Linked DNA regions of Homo sapiens: regions 2 and 3 are each linked to region 1. Evidence: chromatin contacts called from ENCODE Hi-C or POLR2A ChIA-PET data. All regions are on one chromosome and are shown on one strand. Each heading gives the region's core, a stretch centred on a gene start or an enhancer-like site at or near the end of the contact. The rest is flanking DNA. Distances are from core to core; before and after follow the strand shown. Region 1 overlaps TMEM217B (transmembrane protein 217B). Region 2 overlaps TBC1D22B (TBC1 domain family member 22B). Region 3 has its middle 13 kb from the start of PIM1.

What was found. Hi-C counts contacts between places; a loop is a spot of excess contacts on that map. ChIA-PET counts read pairs that join two places held with the same protein, here RNA polymerase II (POLR2A). Pooled maps may share reads with other maps.
Region 2: a map with no recorded cell type shows a loop between it and region 1 (2.4-fold over the local background). The contact joins two enhancer-like sites. A Hi-C loop is called at or near these places in 2 of 168 maps with a recorded cell type or tissue (CD4-positive, alpha-beta memory T cell and CD8-positive, alpha-beta T cell), 2 of 37 single-sample maps with no recorded cell type and 11 of 50 pooled maps. POLR2A ChIA-PET finds 5 or more read pairs at or near these places in 7 of 52 experiments (GM12878, H1, K562 and 4 more).
Region 3: a map of MCF 10A shows a loop between it and region 1 (19-fold over the local background). The contact joins two enhancer-like sites. A Hi-C loop is called at or near these places in 28 of 168 maps with a recorded cell type or tissue (B cell, CD4-positive, alpha-beta T cell, CD4-positive, alpha-beta memory T cell and 23 more), 20 of 37 single-sample maps with no recorded cell type and 31 of 50 pooled maps. POLR2A ChIA-PET finds 5 or more read pairs at or near these places in 28 of 52 experiments (A673, AG04449, AG04450 and 21 more).

What each region holds. Positions count from the first base shown.
Region 1 is chr6:37,220,993-37,224,575 of GRCh38, forward strand. The region is part of intron 1 of TMEM217B (transmembrane protein 217B); the gene reads right to left. The region is part of intron 1 of TMEM217 (transmembrane protein 217); the gene reads right to left. Among named protein-coding and RNA genes, the nearest start is that of TBC1D22B, 35 kb to the right of the region's middle. RefSeq lists an enhancer at 904-1,043 and silencers at 1,244-1,503, 1,874-1,923. Within about 2 kb of position 1,624, at least 22 of the 41 ENCODE cell types and tissues checked have a DNase peak (open chromatin) inside an H3K27ac peak, as active enhancers do; they include natural killer cell, where a contact is called at or near this core.
Region 2 is chr6:37,281,922-37,285,504 of GRCh38, forward strand. It overlaps TBC1D22B (TBC1 domain family member 22B), which reads left to right. Exons shown (of 13, transcript NM_017772.4): 4 at 264-443; 5 at 961-1,031; 6 at 2,415-2,543. Among named protein-coding and RNA genes, the nearest start is that of TMEM217B, 26 kb to the left of the region's middle. Within about 2 kb of position 1,621, at least 12 of the 41 ENCODE cell types and tissues checked have a DNase peak (open chromatin) inside an H3K27ac peak, as active enhancers do.
Region 3 is chr6:37,181,703-37,185,285 of GRCh38, forward strand. No RefSeq gene overlaps it. Among named protein-coding and RNA genes, the nearest start is that of PIM1, 13 kb to the left of the region's middle. RefSeq lists a cis regulatory region at 1,568-1,781. Within about 2 kb of position 1,714, at least 5 of the 41 ENCODE cell types and tissues checked have a DNase peak (open chromatin) inside an H3K27ac peak, as active enhancers do; they include natural killer cell, where a contact is called at or near this core.

The DNA of each region.
Region 1 (3,583 bases), core at 374-2,873:
TAGACAGTTTAGTAGTGTTAAGTATATTCATTTTGTTGTACAAACAATCTCTAGAACTTTTTCATCTTGCAAAACTGAAACTGTACACCCATTAAGCAACGAATTCCCATTTCCCCCTGCCCCAGCTCCTGGAAACTATCATTCTACTTTCTGTTTCTATTAATTTGACTACTCTGGACATGTCATGTAAGTGGAGTCTTTTTTTTTTTTTTGAGACGGAGTCTCGCTCTGTCGCCCAGGCTGGAATGCAGTGGTGCAATCTCAGCTCACTGTAACCTCCATCTCCTGGGTTCAAGCGATTCTCGTGCCTCAGCCTCCCAAGTAGCTGGGACTACAGGAGTGCACCACCACACCTGGCTAATTTTTGTATTTTTAGTAGAGACGGGGTTTCGCCATGTTGGTCAGGCTGGTCTCAAACTCCTGACCTCAGGTGATCCTCCCACCTCGGCCTCCCAAAGTGCTGGGATTACAGGGGTGAGCCACCCCACCTGGCCATGTAAGTAGAATCTTATAGCATTTGTGACTGGCTTATTTCTGTTAACATAATGTCCTCAAGGTTCATCTATGTTATAGAATGTGTCAGAATTTTCTTTGATTACTGCATTAAAATAAATAAAAGATAAACTGAAAATATATGAAGAAACAGGAAACCATAGAAAATGACCTAGTGTTACAGGATCTCTGGGGTGTCAATTTTCTGGCCAGAAACCTCTGTGGCCAGCGGCACCTTTGCCTGAGTTCTTGTTCTGTGTCCAAGATGAATGAGGTACACAGACAAGTGAAGGGTAAACAAGATGAAGATGAGCTTTAAGTGTTAGATCAGCTAAAAGGAGACTCGCAGTGGGTAGCTCCGCTCTGTAGGCAAGTCATGCTAATATCTGCTGTTCTCAGCAGGGAGAAGGCCCTGGAGAGGGTTGCTCCTCTATGCAGCTGATAGTCCTGACGTCTCTGCAGGTCTCTGAGGCTCTCAGAAGAGAGGGTAGTTCCTCTCTGTAGCTGGTCCTCCCATTGTCTCCTGCTATCAGCAGAGAGGATAGCTCCTCTCTGCAGCTGGTCGTCCTATCATCTCTCTGCTCTCTTCGTCCTCTAGCCATCCTCTGCCCTGCTCTGGCTAAGCCCAGGTCTTTTATGGACCTCAGAAGGGAGGAAGTGCACGCAGATTGGTACATCGGGGGCCATGGGCAGGCTGGAAGAGGCACCACTTAGGTCTGCAGGACTGGCGGCCTGGCCCCAGCCTTCAGGCTCTCCCTGGCCTGAGGGTGGGGCCTTACTGAGGACCCGCCCCCTTCCACCCGGGAATCGATACGCCTCCCGCTGCCATCCATGGCCCCCCCAGGGCTCGACCCCAACCCGGCTCCGAGATTTGAACTGGTGCCGGGATTGGAGAGAGGCCAGGCAGCGGGAGCAGACATCCGGGAGCCTGCAGGGACGGCAGGAAGCCGGGGAAGGGGGCCTCCTGGGGTCCCCGAGGGTGCAGGCTGCAGAGACGCCCGGGTCCTGCACCTAGGAGGTCCCGCCCCGCTAACTCGAAAGGGGCGGGTCTCCTACTTGTCCCTGGCTCCTGCCTGCTCAGTGAAGTGGGAGGCCCAGGTCTGCAGCCGTGGGTCCTGGCAGCTGCAGCTGCACCTGGGAGGGCAGATCCTGCCTATTCCCGGCCCTCCTCCAAGAGCACAGGGAGGCTTCGATGCACAGCCACAGTTTGGGCAGCTGCAGCCCGCCCAAGAGGGCGGGACTTCTGCCTGCTCCGTAGAGCCGGAGGTGGGGTCTACGGCTTTGGTTTGGGCGGCTGCAGTAGCACCCGGTGAGTTCCCGACTTAACTCAGAAGGGGCCGGGCTTCCACCGGCTCCATGGAGTGTGTAACCCTAGCCGCGCCTCCCTGCTGCAGCTGGAGTGACAGCCGGAGTGATGGTAGCAGCCACTGCCATTACTAGCTGATTTGAAAAAGAACCCAAATAGAATTTCTAGAGATGAAAAACTCAGTATCTGAAATTAAAAATTCAGTGGACATAAATGGTAGCAGGTTGGACACAGATTAAGGAATAATTAGTTAACCAGGAAACAAGATAAATCAGCAGAAATTATCCAGAATGTAGCACAGGGAGACAAAAAGATGGAAAATATGAAGGAGAAGTTAAGAGACATGAAAGACATAATAAGATGTTCTGATAGAGAAAGAGAGATGAGACAAAATGGGGGTAGCATATTTACAGAGAAAATAGCTGAGGATTTGCACAACTGAAAAAAAAACACCAATGCACAGATTCAAGAAACCTAACTGATTGCTAGAAGGATAAATGAAAGAAAATCTACACAAAACATATGGTACTCAAACTATGGAACACCACACACAAAAAGAAAATCTCAAAAGCAGCCAATGGGCTTTTTATTTAAAAGACCAACAGTTATAGACTTCTATAGGAAACAAAAATCCCATGGAATAATATTTTAATTGTGCTACACAAAGCAAAACAAACAAATAGAAACCCCTGCCAACCTAGGATTCTATACTCAACTCAAATATTTTTCTTTTTTTGAGACAGTATCTTGCTCTGTCGCCCAGGCTGGAGTACAGTGGCGTGATCTCAGTTCACCACAACCTCTGCCTCCCGGGTTCAAGCAATTATCCTGCCTCAGCCTCTCAGGTAGCTGGGATTACAAGCGTGTGCCACCATGCCCAGCTAATTTTTGCATTTTTAGTAGAGACGGGGTTTCACCATGTTGGTCAGGCTGCTCTCAAACTCCTGACCTCAGGTGATCTGCCACCTTGGCCTCCCAAAGTGCTGGGATTACAGGCGTGAGCCACTGCACCTAGCCCATTTTTCTTATTTATATATTTATTTATAGAGATGGAGTCTTGCTGTGTTGCCCAGGCCAGAATGGAGTAATGCAATCATAGCTCACTGCAGCCTCAAACTCCTGAGCTCAACAGAGCCTCCTGCCTCAGCCTTTTTTTTTTTTTCTGGAGACAGGATCTCACTCTGTCACCAGGCTGGAATGCAGTGGCACGATCTCAGCTCACTGCAACCTCCGCCTCCTGGGTTCAAGCGATTCTCCTGCCTCAGCCTCCCGAGTAGCTGGGACTACAGGCGCCCACCACCATGCCTGGCTCATTTTTTTGTATTTTTAGTAGAGACAGAGTTTTACCATGTTGGCCAGGCTGGTCTTGAACTCCTGACCTCAAATGATCCGCCTGCCTCGGCCTCCCAAAGTGCTGGGATTACAGGCGTGAGCCACCGCGCCCGGCCTCTGCCTCAGCCTTTTAACTAGCTGGGACCACAGGTGCATACTACCACATGCAGCTCATTAAAAAAGAAATTTTTTTTAGCTGGGTGCAGTGGCTCATGCCTGTAATCCCAGCACTTTGGGAGGCTGAGGTGGGCGGATCATGAGGTCAGGAGATCGAGACCATCCTGGCTAACATGATGAAACCCTGTCTCTACTAAAAATACAAAAAATTAGCCGGGCGTGGTGGCGGGCACCTGTGGTCCCAGCTACTCGGGAGGCTGAGTCAGGAGAATGGCGTGAACCCAGGAGGCAGAGCTTGCAGTGAGCCAAGATCACACCACTGCACTCCAGGCTGGG
Region 2 (3,583 bases), core at 371-2,870, 61 kb after region 1:
AAGTTGCTGCAGCATCTGGCGTCTCTGTTACCACCTAAGGTGCCTTGGTGTGTTTGATATAAATGCAGCCCTTTCTCTGGGCAGTGAATGGGGTGTGGCTGGGTTCTGGCCCCTCGCTGCCCTTCAGCTGGGCACCTCAGACAGTGCACACAGGCAGCCACACCCTTGGGGAGGAAACACAATGCTGAACGGTTAGGTTTAAGGCTTCTCAGAATCCATACTCCTCACACAGCCCGTTCTCTTTCTTTTTCAAATGATCTCAGGTGATACATGCCTGAGGAACCCACTCCACAAACAGCAATCACTCCCTCTCCGGCCCATCATCCCCCTCGTTGCCCGGATCTCGGATCAGAACGCTTCTGGGGCCCCCCCAATGACTGTCCGGGAGAAAACCCGCCTAGAAAAATTCCGTCAACTTCTCTCCAGCCAGAACACTGACTTAGGTGAGTCCCTGTGAGCCCAGGCAAGGTAGGAGCTTTGGGTGACTGGAATTCTCAGAGACCTGGAAGCTACTGCTCTTTATTCTTCCTTCTTTTACTTTTCTAGCTTCTCCTGACCTGGTGCCCATTGCAGTGACATGCAGGTATTAAGTCAGACATATGTTACTAGAGATTATGGACCAAATTAGGTGGGACTGGTTTCTGTGGCCTGTAGACCCTAGTGCAACTATTCTGACTTTGGTCTTCCTTATCTCAAGGTGACTCTTACTGAAATCTACACCCACTGGTCTTTCCCTTCCCCTCTAACTTTCATCTCTGAGCTGACAGGACTGCTACTGCAAGGCCGTGTCCTTGGCACTTAGCTGCTCGGGGCTGTTTTGGGCTTTTCACTGTGCTTATGGGTAGCAGGTGGTGGTGGTGGTCTTACATGGATGGAAGGAGACATCAGGCAGTGCTGGTTGCGGTTTGCTTTAGAGCATTTGTGGAGAGTTAACCTAACAAGGCTGTTTTCTATTTACAGATGAACTGAGGAAGTGTAGCTGGCCAGGGGTTCCCAGGGAGGTTCGACCTATAACCTGGAGACTCCTGTCGGTGAGTTCTACCCACTGTGTAGAGAAATGTGAGCCTCACACAGCCCTTCTTGCCTGATGAGGTTAGTCTGGACACATTGGTCTTAACTCCATAGACTTCTCTAGTCCTACTGGATATGACAGAACTATGGGACTATAGTCCTATTTCTGTGCATAAAGAAATACATTCTTGAGAGTTTATTCACACACATGTAGTGGTACACAGACTTGTACCAATAGTCATGGTGTCATGTTCTTAACAGCGAGGAAGAAGAATAGAGTGAGATAGGGTGATCCCAGCACTTGCTTTGAGTAAGCTCCAACGTTCCCTGTGCTTCACTCCTGTTTCAGCCGGAATAACCAAAAGTTGAAACCCACTTTGATCTGTGAAGAGTTGATAAATTGGCCTCCCTTGGAAGCTTTACTAGTCCTGCTTTCACCAAGTACAGAGCACTGTGCCAGCCGCTATGATAGAAACACTTGGGTTTCCTGAGCCTGTAAAATTCATTCATTCATCTAGTGAGGATTTATTGAGAGCCTGCTGTTTGCCAGGCATAGTGCCAGATGCTTTGAGCAGATGCAAAAATGAATAAACCACAGTCCCCACTCTCCAGGCACTCACTGCAGAATGCATTACATAAATGTTTTCAAGAAGAAGGGTCTGTCTCCTGACTGCTCGCCCCCACCTCTACTCTTGCAACCATGCAATCATTGCCTCTGCCACTTCTAATAAGTTTGAATACTATTCAGAGTAGATTTGGTGAGAACGGAAGGGGAACAGAAAATATAAGAATGAGAGTGGGATCTAGACCAGGGATAAGAATGAAAGTTGGCCTGGAGCTTTGGCTAGGCCGGGGGCTGCTGCCAGAAGTTCTGTCTGAGTGTTGTAGCTGTATGTCACAGATTCCATTCAGCTGCTTCCTAAGCTGGTAATTCTGAAAGTTACACTGGAAAAGAATGTAACTGGCACCAACTTACTTGGCACACTGCTGAGATGTGCTGTAGAGGTTGCTATATCCCTGCATTTCTCAGAAGTATGGCCCTGGACACACACAGCCCTCCGAGGCCATGACTTGGGTCCAGCTCCCTCCCACTGACCTACATTCACTGCTGTACTGTGCCAGCTCTGGGAGCTGAGGAGTGCTCACCAGTGGCACAAGCTCCAGCACAGTGCAGGGCCAAGGGAGTAAATAATCCTGGGAAAGCTGGCCTTGCTTCATCTGCTCACATGTGGATCTCATTGAATGAGGAGAGGGCAAAAAATGGGTGGCCAGAACCAAAAAGGGATTTACCCTTGGCAGTTTTCCTTCTTGGTAGTTTCCAAACCACTGCATAGATTAAAATAAAAATTAAGGATTTATCCAACCATTGTCTTTCCCCATCTGACCAGCAGTCTTGTCTATAGGGCTATCTCCCAGCAAACACTGAGAGGAGGAAGTTGACCCTGCAGCGGAAGCGGGAGGAATATTTTGGCTTCATTGAACAGTATTATGACTCTCGAAACGAGGAACATCACCAGGATACCTACAGACAGGTACAGTCACCACCTGCTGCCTCTTTGCTTACCAGTCATATACTTTAGGTATGTCTCATGGTAGTGCTCTCAGGGTACAGGCTTTCCAAGTCTTCAGGCTGTGGTATATTGGTTAGGAGTTAAATTTATCCTCAAAACTGTTTCCCCTCTTTTCATTCAGCAACTCTGATTTTAGCCATTTTAAATAGACAGACTTTTTTGGCACTAGTCAGTGCACTGCTTCTCAAACTTTAATGTACATACAAATCACCTAGGATCTTGATAAGATCTCACCTAGAGATTATGAGAAAATGCAGATTCTGATTTAGCAGGTCTCAGGTAAAGCCTGAAGTTCTGATGTGCTCCCTTGCAATGCTGCTGCTGCTGGTCCACCAACCACACTGTGAGTAGTAAGCGTTATCGAGCATGGAGAGGAAAGACAAGCTTACCTAGCCGTGGTCCAGTCCCTCTGGACTATGACATCAGTATGTCTTCCTGGCAGCTGCACTGCTGTTTTGGCATCTGTGACTGTAGGAGCTGTAGCTTTCAGTAGTCTTGTCAGGGAGTCTTCTGTCATTGCCCATAATGGTCCTCATGGTCTGCGGAAAGGTCTGCTCCCAACATCACATGTGGAGGGAGGAGAAGAGTAGGCCAGGGGTTGCAGAAAGTGGAAGGTGGGCAGCTATTTACAACAAGCCTCAAGAACTGAAGTAGCCTCTGCTGCTGCTGCTGCTGACACAGTCTTTTGCATAGTTAGACTGGGCACTGGGAAATCCCTGAGTTGAAATGGACTATAGTGATGTCTTAGGTAACAGAAGTAAGAACTTTCAGCTTCAGTTACTGAAGGCCAACTCCTTTTGGTCCTTCCCCACTTTTTTTTTTTTTTTTTTTTTTTTTTTGAGATGGAGTCTCACTCTGTCGTCCAGGCTGGAGTGCAGTGGCGTGATCTTGGCTCACTGCAGCCCCCACCTCCTGGATTCAGGTGATTCTCCTGCCTCGGCTTCCTGAGTAGCTGGGATTACAGGCATGTGCCACCAGGCCCGGCTAATTTTTTCTTTATC
Region 3 (3,583 bases), core at 464-2,963, 39 kb before region 1:
ACGACACACTGCAACCTCAACCTCCTGAGCTCAAGTAATCCTCTTGCCACTGCCTCCCAAAGTGCTGGGATTACAGGCATGAGCCATTGTGCCTGGTCTGAACTACATCTTTGATAACTCTTTTTTTTTTTCTTTTTGAGATGGAGTCTCGCTCTGTCCCCAGGCTGGAGTGCAGTGGCATGATCTCGGCTCCACCTCCTGGTTCAAACATTCTCCTGCCTCAGCCTCCCAAGTAGCTGGGATTACAGGCGCCTGCCACCACGCCTGGCTAATTTTTGTTTTTGTTTTGTTTTGTTTTGTTTTGAGATGGAGTCTCACTCTGTCACCCAGGTTGGAGTGCAGTGGCACCATCTCGGCTCACTGCAAGTTCAGCCTCCCGGGTTCATGCCATTCTCCTGCCTCAGCCTCCCAAGTAGCTGGGACTACAGGCACCCACCACCACGCCCGGCTAATTTTTTTTTTTTTTTTTTTTGGTATTTTTAGTAGAGACGGAGTTTCACCATGTTGTCCAGGATGGTCTCAATCTTTTGATCTTGTGATCTGCCCGCCTTGGCCTCCCAAAGTGCTGGGATTACAGGCATGAGCCACCACGCCCGGCCTGATAACTCTTAACCTAGTGCCAGGCATGTAGTAGTTCCTTAGTGATAATAGCTAACATACAGTACCTACTATGTGCCCAGCACTATTCTGCATGCTTTGCATGCATTAACTTATTTATCCTTAAAACAACTCTATGACACTATTGGAAAGTACAGGGGGAAACACTGTTATTTGTTTTATTTTATTTTATTTTATTTTGTATTTTTATTTATTTATTTTTTTTTGAGACAGTCTCGCTGTATTGCCCAGGCTGGAGTGTAATGGCGCGATCTCAGCTCACTGAAATTTCTGCCTCCTGGGTTCAAGCGATTCTCCTGCCTCAGCCTTCTGAGTGGCTGGGATTACAGGTATGTGCTATCACGCCCAGCTAATTTTTGTATTTTTTTTTAGTAGAGACTGGGTTTTGCCATGTTGGCCAGGCTGGTCTCAAACTCCTGACCTCGGGTGATCCACCCGCCTCAGCCTCCCAAAGTGCTAGGATTACAGGCATGAGCCACTCCGCTCTGCCTATTTTATTGTTTTAGAGATGAGGGTCTTGTCATGTTGCCCAGGCTGGCCTCAAAATCTTGGCCTCAAGCAATACTCCTGCCTCAGCCTCCTGAGTAGCTGACTGTACAGGTACATGCCACCTAGCCCGGCTTGATGCAGTTATGTATCCACATTTCACAGATGGGGATAACAGATGTGCAGAGCAGTAAATTTCATGTCAAAGGCCACATATTAGGTAGTGGTCAGGTCAGAATTTGGACCTAGGCCATCTGTGGTTCTATGGTCATCCAGACTCCGCGATCTTGGCTCACTGCAAACATTTGTGTGGATTAGCCACCTCAAGGTCCCTTCAGGGCCCAGGATCTGGAGGTGAGAATGGTTCTTCCCCAGACTCCAGAGTTGGGTAAGCCATTCTGTTCTGTGGAAATAGTCATTATGAACTCCTGTAAACTATCTTTCACTTGGGCCTGGCTGGGGAGGAAGAGTTGGAGGCTGAAAAGGGAGAAGAAAGGGGACCCGGGGGGGTTGGGGTGGGGCAGGGGCACATTTCTTGTAAATGTTGCTCAGCTCCTTCAACTGCTGTGCTGGTTCTTGGAAACCTTCACCACAAAAGACCTATCAAGAACAGTGTTAAAAAAGATATGGCCTCATCCCCCAGTTCATTTCCTGCCCAGCCTTGCACTACTAACCCCGATTGCCAAGAGCAAGGTTGCAGTGTCCCCTCAGCAGTGCTGTGGGAGGAAGTGCAAAAATAAGCAGAACTAGGGGCAAGACCAGAGGACTGTCTTTATTTTTATTTATTATAACAGGACATCCGATGTACAGAAGTGGATTCATCATAATCCTTGGCTCATCGTATATTCTCATCCTTGGTCCAAGAATGGTCTTTTGTTTATATATATATATATATATATATATATATATATATATTTTTAAATCGGAGTCTTGTCACCCAGGCTGGTATGCAATGACGTGATCTCGGCTCACTGTAACCTTCACCTCCCAGGTTCAAGTAATTCTCCTGGTTCAGCCTTCCAAGTAGCTGGGATTACAGGCGCCTGCCACCACGCCCGGCTAATTTTTTGTATTTTTAGTAGAGACAGGTTTCGCAATGTTGGCCAGGCTGATCTCGAACTCCTGACCTCAGGTGATCCACCTGCCTCGGCCTCCCAAAGTGCTGGGATTACAGGCGTTAGCCACCGCATCTGGCCCGTTATTATTATATTTTATCATACTGGGTAGTGAATCCACCACCCAGCTCAAAAAACAGAATATTAACAATGACATCCATCTATCTATATGATCCTCTCTTAGTCCATTTCTTACCTCCCCCAGATACAACCCACTGTCCTAAATTTTGTGTTTGGCATTCTCTTACTTTATATTTTATTTATTTATTTTGAGACAGAGTCTCACTCTTGCCCAGGCTGGAGTGCAGTGGCATGATCTTGGCTCACTGCACCCTCATCTTCCTGGGTTCAAGCGATTCTCCTGCCTCGGTCTCCGAAGTAGCTGAGATTACAGGCATGTGCCACCATGATTTTTGTATGTTTAGTAGAGACAGGGTTTCACCATGTTGGTCAGGCTGGTCTTGAACTCCTGTCCTCAGGTGATCTGCTCGCCTCAGCCTCCCAAATTGCTGGGATTACAGGCATAAGCCACCATGCCCGGCTTATTTATTTATTTACTTTGAGCTTGTCACCCAGGCTGGGGTAGTCGCGCAATTGAGGCTCACTGCAGCCTCAAATTCCTGGGCTCAAGTGATCCTCCTGCCTCAGCCTCCCAAGAAGCTGAGACACAGACATGTTGCCACCACACCTTGCTAATTTTTTTTTTTTTGAGATGGAGTCTTGCTCTGTCGCCTCGGCTGGAGTGCAGTGGCACAATCTAGGCTCACTGCAAGCTCCACCTCCTGGGTTCACGCCATTCTCCTGCCTCAGCCTCCCGAGTAGCTGGGACTACAGGTGCCCACCACCACGCCTGGCTAATTTTTTTGTATTTTCTAGTACAGACAGGGTTTCACCATGTTAGCCAGGATGGTCTCGATCTCCTGACCTCGTGATCCGCCCGCCTCAGCCTCCCAAAGTGCTGGGATTACAGGCGTGAGCCACCGTGCCCAGCCCACCTTACTAATATTTAAATTTTTTGTAGAGATGGGTGTCTCACTATGTTGACCAAGTTGTTCTTGAATTCCTGGCCTCAAGCAATCCTCCAAACTCAGCCTCCCAAAGTGCTGGGATTACAGGCGTGACCACTGTGCCCGGCTAACTTTTAAAATTTTTTATAGAAATAGGATTTTGCAATGTTGCCCAGGCTGGTCTCAAATTTCTGGGCTCAAGTGATTCACCCGCCTCGGCCTCCCAAATTGTTGGGATTACGGATGTGAGGTACTGCACCTGGCTAACAGCATAGCAGCATTCTTTCACTTTAAAATAACATTTTATTTTATAGGTATGTATCCCTAAATTATGGAGTATTTAGTATTTTTATTTTG